Regions from separate parts of the Homo sapiens genome. Here region 1 is linked to region 2. A link is a loop called in an ENCODE intact Hi-C map of the cell type or tissue named here. Cell type or tissue: CD4-positive, alpha-beta T cell. All regions are shown on one strand. Links, peaks and the distances in the headings refer to the core of each region. The heading gives the core; the rest is flanking DNA. Region 1 overlaps KLF12 (KLF transcription factor 12). Region 2 overlaps KLF12 (KLF transcription factor 12).

Region 1 (2,920 bases), core at 96-2,595, 140 kb after region 2:
ATCTTGAACGACATTTAGTAGAATATTATGCATTGCTCCTCAGCTCTGACTACACAGAAAAATCCCTGGAGGGGTTTCCAAAGATAGAGTAGTATCCGGACATATTTTTCTTTCTTTTTAAATTCCAGGTGATTAAAATATACGACCATCATTTAAAATTGTTTTGTTCACAGACAGACTGTAATAAAATTCAGTTGATAGCAATAGATAACTGTAGGAAACACATCTAGTACTCTGGGAACTAACAAGTAGGAGGTTTTAGATTCATTTGACATTCATTCAACAAAATGCCTAAAGCTGAAATTACATTTTAAGATGTTTATTCAGGAAAAAAAAGTTATCTGATTAGAAAACCTCAAATGTAATTTCCAGATCACTCAAAAAAAACATGTTCACTGGAATGTTATATGTAATATTTTATCAAGTGGGTTAATGTGAGTAAAACTGGCTTTGAGACTTTTGGAGAAAAGACAATGTGACAGCATAATCCTTATGTTTATCTTTAGGTTTTCACACACATTGTTTTTAATGAAGTATATTGTTCCATTTACTTTTCTGGCCTTTTGTGTGTATTTGTGCAATTATTTAATATGTATTATAAAAATTTAAGTTTTACAGTGTACCTTTTCAAGGAATATTATATAATCTTTTGGAAAATGAAATTACTCTCCTCTTTGACAAAAATCCAGTGTTCTTATACAATCTTCATGTTGTTAGAAGGAGGGTTTTAGCATGAATATGAATACAGTAAGTCTTCTATCTTTCATACCAGGGACATCAACAGCAAAAATTCAGCTATAGTCACCACTCCCAGGCAAAGATCATGATGGGCTTTTATTTAAAAACAAACAAAAAAACCCCACTTAGTTGACACTGCCATGAGAATTCATTAATGAATCAAGAATTGAGGAGTTACTAAACAAGGGCAAAATGTTAGTATGGAATTCTTTGTCCTTTTTGCAGAAGTGTCTCTTCCTTGTGCTTAAAACTTACGACCTTTCTTTGTTGTTTCTCCTCTTTTCAGTGTTCTTATCCCCTTTGAGGCTGGTTCCTGAGTGGCATACCCCGTATCTCCTCTCGCTTTCTCTAATACTTGTAATCCTTTCATTTAATTTTCACTATTCTAAGTATTTCTTACTTGGGATTCTTTCCTTTGTATCTCCTCAGCCTTCGTTCCCCCTTGTGGCCATTTGTAGTGCTCCCTTCCTGTCAGCACAACCACACATTTACAGATGCAAATCTCAGAACCAATGCTTTTTTTTTTTTTTTTTTTTTTTTTATGGAGTCTCCCTCTGTTGCCCAAGCTGGAGAGCAGTGGCATGATCTTGGCTCACTGCAGCCTCCACCTCCTGGGTTCAAGCGATTCTTCTGCCTCACCTTCCTGAGTAGCTCGGATTACAGGTGTGCACCACAAAACCAATGCTTTTGATTTTCCATTTCCTAAAAGTAAAGAAATGAATTTCTAATGATGATTTCAGGAGTAAGACTTTTGGGTCGTTTTTCTTCCCTAAAAGGAGGAACACAAGTATGTGCCATAGCTGTTTTGAGACCATATTTTTGCAGTACTTCTGGCTTTACAGATATGTCTGTGTAATCTGAAGCTGCAATTATGGATGACTTTACCTGCACCATAATCATTGCATAAGAGATTAGTGTCGGCTGTCAGGATATGCTGCTGTGTCAACGCTGTAAACAGATGAATGGTACAAGAAGGATTTTGTCCTGTTTATACTGATGAAGCATTATTTTTGAGTGTGCTAGCTGCATTTCAGCTGCCACATATGAAAAAGGACCAGCGTCTGTCTCTGTGATTTTACAAATTCATGTGTAATTTGTAGAAGGTTCTCAATAAGATTTCTTTGGTCCCAAAGTTTGGTTTATTCTTCCTTATTTTTGTGAGCCTTTTCTATATTCTGGTTTGAGCTCATGCAAAAGCCATGTAATTCTTAAGTGTCTCAAAGTACCTAGGGGCTCTTAATATTTGGCTTCACAAGTTTCTAATGAAAGCTAATATGCATTAGCTAAAATATATAGCTATATATTATATATGCTATATGTATTATATATAATATGCTATATATATGTTATATATATTATATATAATATATAGCTAATATTATTTATGAGGTATAACCCTGTTGTTCATAGCAACAAGATGTTGTTATGAAACTTCTTAAGAGGTAAATATTTTCCTCAGTAAGAGATTAAGAAGATACCCACAAGAGGTAGACTTGTGTGATAAACAAAGATAATTTAGAGAAGACTAAGCAGTCTGCAAAGCTCAGTAAAACTTGGTGCCTCACAAGCAATCTCCTTACAGATAAGGTCCGCATTTATCAGCTCCCCCTCCTGTATTGTCTGTCTACCCAGTCAACTTTCATTTACATTATAGAACATTTCTGCAGTGATGTACTCTTTACTCCTTGATTTGTAAATGTATGTAGGAATCTTGTGTCTAAGTAGACAGGAGGAGAAAAATTTGTGGTGGAAGTAATCACTCTCTCTAAAATAAGAATTTTTGATATGTTGATACGGTAAAAGGAGAAAAACTTACCTAGACTATATTTAAAGTCAAACTAGTGGTGTTTAATAATATGTGCTTACTGATATGTTTTATCTTTTAATGACAAACTAGTTGATGTCTTTTATGAAAGCAACCTAAGCAAAGAATTTCTATGTGGGTATAATATAGTAATAAGAAACATTTTGCATTATTCTACAAAGAAATAAAATGATAATGCTGAAATTGAAATACTGTTCTAGTTACAAGAGTAGATAATGCTAATAGCTTTTATCAAAGCAGTTCAATTTATGGTGTTTGTTTTTTCTTTGTTTTTTAAATGTCTTTGAAAAGATTAAAAATTTATTTCTCAATTTCAGCACATAAACTGAAAATCTTGTCATTTAGAATTTCATACAG
Region 2 (2,920 bases), core at 131-2,630:
TCCCCTTTGCCATGTAACCTAACAGATTTCAGGGATTAGGACATGGACATCTTTAGGGGGCCATTACTCTGCCAGCCACAGGTTTTCAAAAACGTAAGTGACTGTGATTGCAGGTACATGTTACCTTTGTCATAAACATGTGGTTGGGAATTTTGAAAGAATTCTCATTTTGCTAATTCCATTAATAGTCAAGCAAATTATGATTTATGTCAATCAAAATATAATTTTCTTCCTTCTTGTGATTGGAAGAAAAAAGTCCATTCAAATCACTTTTGCAGCTAAATGAAGCAAGTGATAATATTAAAATTTCCCATTATAAAAAATCTAATAAATATCTAATTTTTTGCAAACAGTAGATTGTTTACCACAGTTTCACATGGTGATACTATGGTTTTATGTGCCTTCAAAGCTAGATGAACTACTTTTAGAATTCATCAGACCTTTTGGCCTAACAAATTTTCCTTTGTTTTTGAATGTTGTTATTTGTAGCGTATCTGATAAAACTGAAATCTAGTTTCAGGAAACATGTTTGGTTATCTCGTTAAAAGCTCTTGAGGTGATAGCATGCACTTACTTACAACCCATACACTTACTAAGACATCCTGTATCTCTTGCAGCTGTGGCTCCGGAGCTGTATTTAAAGTTTAGTTAATACCTAGCCAGCAGCTATCTATTGAAATTAACAGATAGGCTAGGGCTGTTGCCTCTTTCAGGGTAGTGAGATCCTTTAGATTTCAAAGAACTTTTTCTGGGGGAATTTTTTTGATTGTTTTTGTTATCAAAGTGAGGAAAAGTTCTGTATAGCTTTTTCTTTTCATCCGTCTTCACACAGCAGAGAGTCTAAGGGGAGCAAAATCTGTGAGAGGGGCCTTTTGCAGTTTTAATAGCTTCACATCTCAGGGATGACTCCTTTAATTTAGAGTGCTAATAGCTGGCATCTAGGGGAAAATGAAAGGCCGCTTGACAATGAGAAGCTGGAAGATTGAGAGCAAACACATGGAGAGTCGTTAGAGCCAGGACTGTAAGTAAAAAGGGGATGGTAGTTACACAGAGTCTGGGGTTTGGGACCCTGAGCCTGGTTTAAAGCCTCCTTCTAATGTTGCACACTGTGATAATCACTGGTTGTCGGCCTTGCACCCTTCTGCCGTGAGTAATCCCTTTCCCTGTTTTCAATCATGTGCACTCAAATTGAAGGGTAGGTGTTCCTTTTTAACTGAGAGTTGAGTGTCCTTTTTAACTGAGAGTTGGAATCTGGGCACCTTGTGACAACCACGATTTCATCATCCATTGCTGCAAAACAGAGCATCCCAGGTTAGTGGCTTAAAGCAAAAGCAGTATGTGTTTTGCTCTTGAAGTGGCTACTTGGGTAGGACTTGGTGGAGTCGGCTTCTCCTTGCTCTGCTCAGTGGCTGCTGAGGTTCAAAGGCGGATGACTGCAATCATGAAGACTCTCGTCGACATGTTTTCCAGTTAGTGCTGGCTCTCAGCCAGTCTGTTGGCTGCAACGCCTTCATGTGGCCAAGGCTTCCTTAACAGTAAAGCTGCGCACTGGGGAAGGTGGGTGGGGGGATAACACCAGGCAGAAGCTGTGTCACCCTTGGAAGTGATGCCATGTGATTTCCCCCATATTCTGTTCATCCAGGTGATTATAAAGACAGGCTCATTAATTCAAAAGGAGGGGACATATCCCCCACCCCTTGATGGGAGAGTGGAAACATTCTGGAAGAGCACATGTGACTGGAGATACTGTAGTGAACATTTCTGGAAAACAGCATCAGCTACAGTTCATCTTCAAACTGGAGGAATCCGTAACGTTTTGTTTTTCTGGAACTAGTTCTGGTGCCAAATTCTGTATCAGTTGGGGTGTGAAAAGAGAAACAGAATGAGGGGAAAGGTGCCGAATATGGGACTTAAAAGGACTTGACCTCCTATGATGGTAGGAACTAGTTAAGCACATTATATATGGCTGTTGCTTCTATATATTTGGCGCCAGAGCTGAAATCACCAGGGCTAGCAGTCGGGAAGGAAGGATGAGAGTGGAGCGCAGGAGAGGAAGGCCACACTGGATGTACAAGGGCACATGCCAGTCCACATAGACCCTCACTGATCATAAGCCTCTAACTTCAGAGAGGCCAGGGAACTGTGGGAGAAGCTGGCACCCTTCCCTGAGCAAGACGCGTCATGGCCTATGAATAAAATAAGCAGATGAAGGCAATCCCGTGGACCAGCCGCTTCCCTGTGCCAGCGAGGAGAGCAGGCACATAGGCGACAGTGTGTGTGAGCTGCACCTTCCCAGTGTGAGATGCATGCGGCAGGTGCTTCACTACTGCCCCGAGTCCCGCCAGGGTGGCTCTTATAACCCAAAAATGATGGCATGCTGCAGGGAAGACAGTTCTGAAAATGTAGACATGTAGTTGAGATAGTTCAAATCCACCACCAAGTCTTTCCTTGCCTCTTCTCTGCCATTTCACTTGCAGCTCTACCTGCTTGCTGTCCTCCCCACCCGAGGATCTTATAGAGGATTATAGACCTCTGTTGGTTCCTGTTCTTTCCTTGATTTTCCCATTTCTGTCTGAAGCACTGCTCCTGGGACCCACCCTTGTAGTGGAGAGGACAGTGCTGTCACATGAATGGACGTCTCCACATGAGGAAGGCTCATCTGCCCTAGAATACCACCTGCCTGGATTCACTGCTTATGAATTCTGCACGACTCTGAGAACCTGCAAGATTATTTGTGGCCTCTTCTTGCTTTTTCATATGGTACTTGACTCAGTTACTGCTGTCTGTTGTGGTTGAGGCCACTCTGCTCCCTGGATTTGGGATCTTGACTGCCTGTCTATAATGCCATAGACCAGTCAGGCTGGGGCCAGGGCTTTGTGGCCTCAGGGATTTGTGATTGAGAGTTTAGGAAAGAGAAAAC

What was found. A loop is a pair of places that touch in the nucleus more often than their neighbours do. Peaks named below come from ENCODE experiments on the same cell type or tissue, not always from the same donor. Only the 100,000 strongest peaks of a DNase experiment are listed, where the experiment ranks them.
Region 1: a loop joins it to region 2, with 2.4 times the contacts of the local background. A loop is called at or near these places in 1 of 110 quality-filtered maps.

What each region holds. Positions count from the first base shown.
Region 1 is chr13:73,847,735-73,850,654 of GRCh38, reverse strand. The region is part of intron 3 of KLF12 (KLF transcription factor 12); the gene reads left to right. Among named protein-coding and RNA genes, the nearest start is that of LINC00393, 190 kb to the right of the region's middle. In CD4-positive, alpha-beta T cell, for the core only: CTCF peaks have their summits at 897 and 1,103; a DNase peak (open chromatin) is centred at 1,194.
Region 2 is chr13:73,983,679-73,986,598 of GRCh38, reverse strand. The region is part of intron 2 of KLF12 (KLF transcription factor 12); the gene reads left to right. Among named protein-coding and RNA genes, the nearest start is that of KLF12, 150 kb to the left of the region's middle. In CD4-positive, alpha-beta T cell, for the core only: no CTCF peak of the experiment used is centred there; a DNase peak (open chromatin) is centred at 1,478; H3K4me3 peaks cover 1,022 bases; H3K27ac peaks cover 2,043 bases.